Regions from separate parts of the Homo sapiens genome. Here region 2 is linked to region 1. A link is a contact called in ENCODE Hi-C or POLR2A ChIA-PET data. All regions are on one chromosome and are shown on one strand. The core of a region is the stretch at or near the end of the contact, and the rest is flanking DNA. Distances in the headings are between cores, read along the strand shown.

Region 1 (3,569 bases), core at 900-3,399:
AGTGGGCTCTGTGTTAGGGTGAGAGAATCTCTGGGTGATTCCCATTTTTCATATGTATAATCAGGCTCAGCCAGCAACAAGCAGAAAGCTGCCATCAGGCTAATAAATGATGCTCTGGGGTCTTGGGAGCATTGGTTTCCAATTCCAGGTGGAGATATTTACTTATTCTGACTTGCCACAAGGTCAGGTGCTTGCCCCACTTTGCAATAATTTAGTCTTTGGCAAAGAAAATATTCTGGCCTTAAAAGCCTTGAAAAAGTCCAGTTTAAACATACAATTTCTTGCCCATTCCCTGTGGTATTTGAATATAAATAAGACATTTGATGTGATGGGAACAAACTCTGAAAGGAGAACAATTTAAATCCAAACTGCCTCTTACTTAGTTGGTAATATTTTTTAGGAAAAGCATTCTATTCAAATAAAAAAGGGAAAAATAAAGCAACTCTAAATCTATATTGCATTTTGCTTTGGAAAAATGAAAAGTACTTTCTTACAGATTTCTCATATATTTCACCTTCTAATGTTTACAGAATGGTCCTTCTAGGGCACCCTATAGAGGATGCCAGTTTTCATTTCTGTACATGCTCATGAAAAGCTATGCAAGTTCATGCAAAAGTTTTCTATTAATTTCTCTAAAAATACAAGATTTTGTACATAAAATACTGAACTCATTTATTACCACTTTAAAAAGGAATTTAATGTTTTGATGCTATTTTAATTCTAATGTGTGTGCTATTCATTGGAATTATGTCCCAATTTGTTCATGGACCTCTTTGGCCCTGAACTTGAAGGCAGTCCTTCCAGCACAGTTTGGGCAATGCAGACTAAAGTAGAATACTATAGGAGAAGCTCTGAAATGTAGAAATTTGGTTTGGTTGACATTACCCCTAAACAACTTTTAGAGCTTCCCCAATATTAGGAGAAACTTTGTGTGCCCCTCATTCTAGCTCAGACACTAAACTGAGTATTTCACTTGCACATACTCCTGGAAGCAGCATATTGGAGTACAGGAAGTGTAGGTGGTAGAAACACACAGATGGGTTAGAACTCAAGCCTTTACCAAGCCTTACCAGCTGTGCAATCTTTAGCAAGTGATAACCTCCTTACAATTCAGTTTCTTCATCCATAAAATGCCACTGATACAACCTTTGCTTATACAGTTTTTGCAAAGACGAAATAGATGTGAGGTGTTGAGTACAGTGTTTGGGCCAGTTTAGGTGCAAAGAAAATCTGAATTCCCTCCCTTATCTTTGCCCTTTGTTCCCATGTCATTATTCCACATTACCTAGTAACTGACTCTACTCAGAGCCTAGAATAATTAGGCATCATTAAATGCTTTTTGATTAGAAGAATAAATTATTATCTAGATAGCATTGTGGTTAGGAATACAGATACTGAAACCAGACTGCCTGGTTTGGAATCTAAATACCACTTACTCAGTGCTGTGACTTTGTGAAAATTATTTAACCTCTCTCATCCTGTTTCCTAATCAGTAGAATGAGGAGAATAACAACATCAACTTTCCAGGGTTGCTGTGATAATTGAGCCAGGATGTGCCGATTATATACTAACAGCTACATTTCTATTAGCTATTTTTCTTCTTCTAGTCATAGTAACAGAACTATTTGACTTATTTGTGAAAAGCTGAGCTAACAAAACACCAGTTATATCTGCTTGTCAGGTAAGTCCTTTAAAATACTTCCAAGGGTTAAGCAATAAGCCAATGATATACAAGATCAATTGCAGGACTGAAGAACAAATCTAGGATCAAAATAAGAAAAAGTAGATATATTTTTCCAGTTGTCCATCTGATGATCATTGATCAACCTTCTATATTGAAATTAAGCAGAGGCCACAGCAAGAGGAAATATTGCTTAGAGAGTGCTCAAAATCTCAAATATTCTGTGTTTCAGATAACTATGGACTCTTTTATTTGATGTGTAAAAAGGAGATTTTGCTTTATTTTCCACATTATGTCTATTGCTGACTCAGGGCACAAAGAAGAACAAATTGTGTAATTTGAGTTGAGAGCAATCATTTTTGCAGTTGTTCTTTAAAAAAAGAAAAAAAAAAAAACCTTCACATAATGAGCCAAAACTTGCCTAGAGATCTGTGTGCTCTGCTTCCATTGACGTCACTTGGAAGTTGTGTGGGCAGAAATTGGCTGACTTCCTCCAGCATGTCTTTTTGAAAGTTGAACATATTGAAAAAATGCACCCTTCTTATCCCAAACTACAGTATGGAGAAGAACATCATAAACAAATTTTCTGTTTACGTTCAAATGAACAACTATAAAATTCTGAGAGCCACATTTGCAAAGTAAACCCTCTTAGTGTCCGGTAAGAGGAAGGATGTCCTCTCTATTTGAAAAGAGAATCGTAGGGTGTTACAGCTGAAAGGACTTTAGAGATGATATCGTTCAACCAGATATGGAAGCTGAAACTTAGAGATTCAGGAACACTCCCAAGGTCAGACAGGGCCCAAGGCTGGATTAGAATGTAGGCATTCTGCTTTCTATTTCATTGCTCAGCTCAGGACAACGGGATGTGTAATAATCATTGTGTCTGCACACTTCTCTCTCATTATATAAATCTCAAGCACTGAGGCAACTGTCCATGAAAACTAGGAATTTTGTGTACAGTAAAACTACCAATTGCTGTAAGTACAGTAAATAAGCATAGTGCGCTGGAATTGAATAGATTGTGGACACAATTGGAAACTCATAAAGTGCTTCTGCATACAGCTGCTCCCTGGGGTGTGCTGCCGGGTCAATTTGGAGCTTGACTTGTCCACCTAGAGCTTTCTCAGCTCAATGTGCTCTTCCAATCGCTGAGAGGCTACCTCTTGGAGACAGGAAGAAGAGAGTACCCCAATTCCATCTCAGCTCCCACCCCTTTCAGGTTTATTCTTGCAAAAAAAGGTCTGTACTCATTCAGTCATCTGCTATGAGCTGGGCTGTGGCTTTCCGCCTATTGAAAACATTTTCAAATTCAAATATTTTAATAAAGTACCACTGTCTTTATTAAAATATGAGTAATTACAATTTCCCCCACCAAGATCCCATATACACTATAGTCAATAGTGAATAGATGAATCATATAGGAGAATGCCTAGATTTATTATGCTCCTGAGTATACATTGTTACTTATTATTTAGCTAGTTTGTAAATTTAAATCCATAGGAGAAGCCCAAGTATGAATGTAGAGTTTTTCTATTTCTGCTTTGCTTCATTCTGCTTCTTCCTAAAGAGAAGAATTCTTTATAGGTAGAAGGTCATCCCCTCTGTGGCCAGCCAGCTCAAAAACCTTAGCAGCGGTTGCTACTTTAATTTCTTCGTTAAACGTCTGTGATGGTCACATTTCTAGCAGTTCTATAAGTGGAAGTCCAAGGTGGCATTCAAAACTCTTTGGGGAAAACACTTGGTAAAATTTTTAGAAGGGCCAACAGCATTCAAATTTATGGATCAAAGAACCAGATATTGAGAATAAAAGATATCACACCAATCTAGCATAACTACTCCAGTTGAATGCTACCTAGACACTGGACAGGGGGCTAGGAGAATCTGCCAC
Region 2 (3,826 bases), core at 348-2,847, 34 kb before region 1:
TGACTTTTCCTTTCAAAACTCATTGTAGAGTACAGGGAGTAACAATGCTCACTCCTCTACAGAAATGTAATATATGAGAAACCATCTTATATACCCTAAAACCATAATGGGGCCTGCTGTGTATCTGGTTTTGCGGAAGGAAGAAGGTAGAAGCAGAATAGGGTCATTTGGTGGTAGTGTGTACAAGATACAAAGCACAGTTCTACCATGTAAATCATGGGGTTTTATGAGGGGAAGATTTTGCTCCTCCCATGATGGAGAGCCCTGGTCCTTCAGAGGTTAGCCTGCAGGACCAGAGGTCTACAGAGCAGAGGTCATTGGGGCAGGATGGAGGCAGTGACTCTGTCTGATGTGCCCTTATCCTTGGCATTGAGGAAGCGGGAAGAACCAACCTAGATTTGGGAAAAAGGGGTCCCTTCTAGGTGATCAGCCAAACTGGCTACATCCTGATGGGTTGTGGAAAACTTTCTGAATAATGTATTCTGATTAAGTAGGGGAGAGAGAAACTAGTATTAAACAAGTCTTCAGTGAAGGTTGGAGGTGCAAGATAAGCTGGGAGGGTGTTTGCTCTAAGAATGAGAAACTGTTGATGCAAAACTCTAAAGGCAATTGAGGAAATGAAGGAAATGAAGAATGGCTAGAAGGGAATGGGATTCAGATAACCAGGAGAACTGGAGAGTGGAGAGACGCAAGGCTGGGGAAGTTGGCAGGGGCCAGATCAGGAAGGGCCCTGCAGGACTCCATTTAGTGATTGGGCACAAGCCTAGATGCTGCAGGCCGTGGATCTGGAAGAAGGCCCCGCAGCTCACAGGCCATCTGTTCAAGGCAATAGAGAGATCCCAAAAGGGTTTAGGAAGTTTCTGTAACATGAGTACCACACGCAGCAGCCACGTTTGCTGACCAATGTCGCTCCTCACCACACTGAACAGGACCCTTAGGTGGAAAAAGGGTTCTGCTAAGTGGGGTACCACCTTGTTAGTGAGTGTCTAATGACATACTCCCAATTATGTCTAACACTTTTAGTTGTGTCAATCAGCCAAGTTGGAAAATGCCACCAGAGGCCCTCCTCACTCTGACTCCCTTCTTAGTAGTGTCTCACACAGTGTGTTCACAATCAGATAGATTTCTTTAGATTTAGTATACTCCATATGGTCTTTATGAAGCATAGATCACAGAAATGAGAACATGGCTTGTCAAAATTCCAAGTCTAGCATGACTGTATTATGAAGAATGTGGCCTTCTGAATCATGCAGAGAGTGAGCGTTGAGAATGCACTGAAAGTGGTGATGAACAGTCAGGCCTCTGGATCCTGGAAGGTGGAGGAACCAGGGTCCTGGAACAAATGCCCTCTCTTCACCCTTTTAGGGACATCTCCCTCTCAGAAACTGCTGGAAGAGCATGCTGCACTTCAAGAAAATCATTCCTTGACTTGACTCTCACCTTCAGAGGGAGATTTGACCCAGAAAAGGACCCTATGTTCCTGCCCCTGAGCCTGATACAATGTGCAGCAAGGCCTCAGTCTGTGTTGCTGCCGCCCCTGGACAGACGACACTGTGAGCTGCCAGGACAAGCGCCTTTTTGTCTGACTGTGTGTTGCCAACAAATATGTACTCACACTTGTTAAACTCCAGCCATCTGGTCGATGTGTCCAAGCTTTAGGCATTCGTTTTCCTGATTTACACTGCAATTGTCAAGCTACTTTATAAGACCCTACAGATAGCAAAAGGTTAATAGATAATATCAGCAATATCTCCAGATATTTGCCTATCTGATGTCCAGATCTCCAGACATCATGATTCAGAGATGCATGGGCTCTCATCCAGCCTGTAACTGAATGAATATTTACTCAGGACAAACGAGTACTTTATAATGTGCTCCTTGCAGCTCAGTGTAGCAATGCTCCTGTACATAAACCAACAATTAAATGTAATCCTATACACTTGTAGTTTAAAAAGAAATTCAAACCAGTCCTTGGAATTAAATAACCTCACTGCTAGAGAAAATGACTTCCAGAACATGAAGCCCAACATGCAAACGCAGAGCCTCTGAGCCACAAACGAACAAACACTTTTGCATAGGGAGAAGGGCATGTTGTTTAACTACTTGTGAGGTCAAAGATCCAGATGTTCCCATAGACAATCAAAAAACTATTACTGGTCAAATTGTATTGACCATTTCCACATGGACAGCGCTGAGACATGCATTTGGCCTCAGAAAGGAAATTTCCTTAAATTCTACTGGCAATCAATGGAAATCCCAAGCTAGAGCTAGAAAATCCAATATTTTGGAGAAATGACTGACAGGTTTTATAAGCTGCAAGTGAAAATGAAATTATGTGTATTTTGCTAACAGTCATACACTGCTTTGGTACAGTTTACTAAACTCCACAACAGACTTTGGCAAGATCAATATTTGAAAGACACCTCTTCAAGGTTCTCCCTCACTTCCTGAAGGTAGAGGCTTTCTGTATAGTTCATTCATTGCTGCTTCCAGCACTAGGATCAATATCCATCACATCATAGATTCTCAATAAATATTGCTTAGCTGAAAGAATGAGTACATAATCTGGGGCAAAAATACACTGAATCCATTTATTACTGCAATTAAAATCCGTGAGATGAAAATCCTTAAAGAGAAGAATATGTGAATAAAGTTATACTTAAATTAGTTCAGATTACAAGTTTTGATGCCATTACTCCACTAAGAAGTTAGCATCTGAGGCCATGCAGTGAATCTATTACAGATGCTTTAGGTGGAGTCAAACCTGAAGGCAAAGATTTCTCCATTCTTTCAGTGTTGAAATATCTTTCAATGTTTTTGAAAGATGTTTTTCCTGGAGAGCAAGAATCATGAAAATATATATATATATATATATATATATAAATAAATATATATATATAAAATTCTCTGTCTCATATATTTATTTATATATAAATATATACTTCATCTCTCTCTATATAAAATATATAGAGAAATATATATTATATATTTATTTATATATAAATATATACTTCATCTCTATATAAAATATATAGAGAAATATATATTATATATTTATTTATATATAAATATATACTTCATCTCTATATAAAATATATAGAGAAATATATATATTATATATAAATATATATTATATATTTAAATATATATTTAAATAAATATTTATATATATTTAAATATATATTTAAATAAATATTTATATATATTTTTATATATATTTATTTAAATAAATATATATATTTATTTATTAAATATATATATAATAAATATATATATTTAAAATATATATATAATAAATATATATATATATTTAAAAAATATATATATATATATTTTTTTTTTTGAGACAGAGTTTCACTCTTGTCTCCAGGCTGGAGTGCAATGGTGCAATCTCAGCTAACTGCAACCTCCACCTCCTGGGTTCAAGCAATTCTCCTGCCTCAGCCTCCCAAGTAGCTGGTATTACAGGCACCCACCACCATGCCCAGCTAATATTTGTATTTTTTTTAGTAGAGACAGAGTTTCACCACGTTGGCCAGACTGGTCTCGAACTCCTGACCTCAGGTGATCCGCCTGCCTTGGCCTCCCAAAGTGCTGGGATTACAGGCGTGAGCCACTGCACTGGGCCCGAATATATATATATTTTAAACAGCAGCTTTTTTCACTGACAAATATTACCAAAATTAAATAAATAAATAAAATTTGTTTTAAATCTCCTTGGTCAGAGTACGTATCCTGTAAATGGAGGGAATACCTATATTCTATCTCATTAGTACAGGGTTAAGGAGTTAAACTACCAAAGTGTTTCAAATGTCCAAGAAGAAAA

What was found. A loop is a pair of places that touch in the nucleus more often than their neighbours do. ChIA-PET counts read pairs that join two places held with the same protein, here RNA polymerase II (POLR2A). Pooled maps may share reads with other maps.
Region 2: a loop to region 1 is called in a map of MCF 10A, with 7 times the contacts of the local background. The contact joins two enhancer-like sites. A Hi-C loop is called at or near these places in 1 of 168 maps with a recorded cell type or tissue (MCF 10A) and 1 of 50 pooled maps. POLR2A ChIA-PET finds 5 or more read pairs at or near these places in 5 of 52 experiments (HEK293, MCF 10A, OCI-LY7 and 2 more).

Annotation. Positions count from the first base shown.
Region 1 is chr6:135,900,839-135,904,407 of GRCh38, reverse strand. The region is part of intron 1 of PDE7B (phosphodiesterase 7B); the gene reads right to left. Among named protein-coding and RNA genes, the nearest start is that of PDE7B, 51 kb to the right of the region's middle. Within about 2 kb of position 2,149, at least 10 of the 41 ENCODE cell types and tissues checked have a DNase peak (open chromatin) inside an H3K27ac peak, as active enhancers do.
Region 2 is chr6:135,934,247-135,938,072 of GRCh38, reverse strand. All of the region lies in intron 1 of PDE7B (phosphodiesterase 7B), which reads right to left. Among named protein-coding and RNA genes, the nearest start is that of PDE7B, 84 kb to the right of the region's middle. Within about 2 kb of position 1,597, at least 6 of the 41 ENCODE cell types and tissues checked have a DNase peak (open chromatin) inside an H3K27ac peak, as active enhancers do.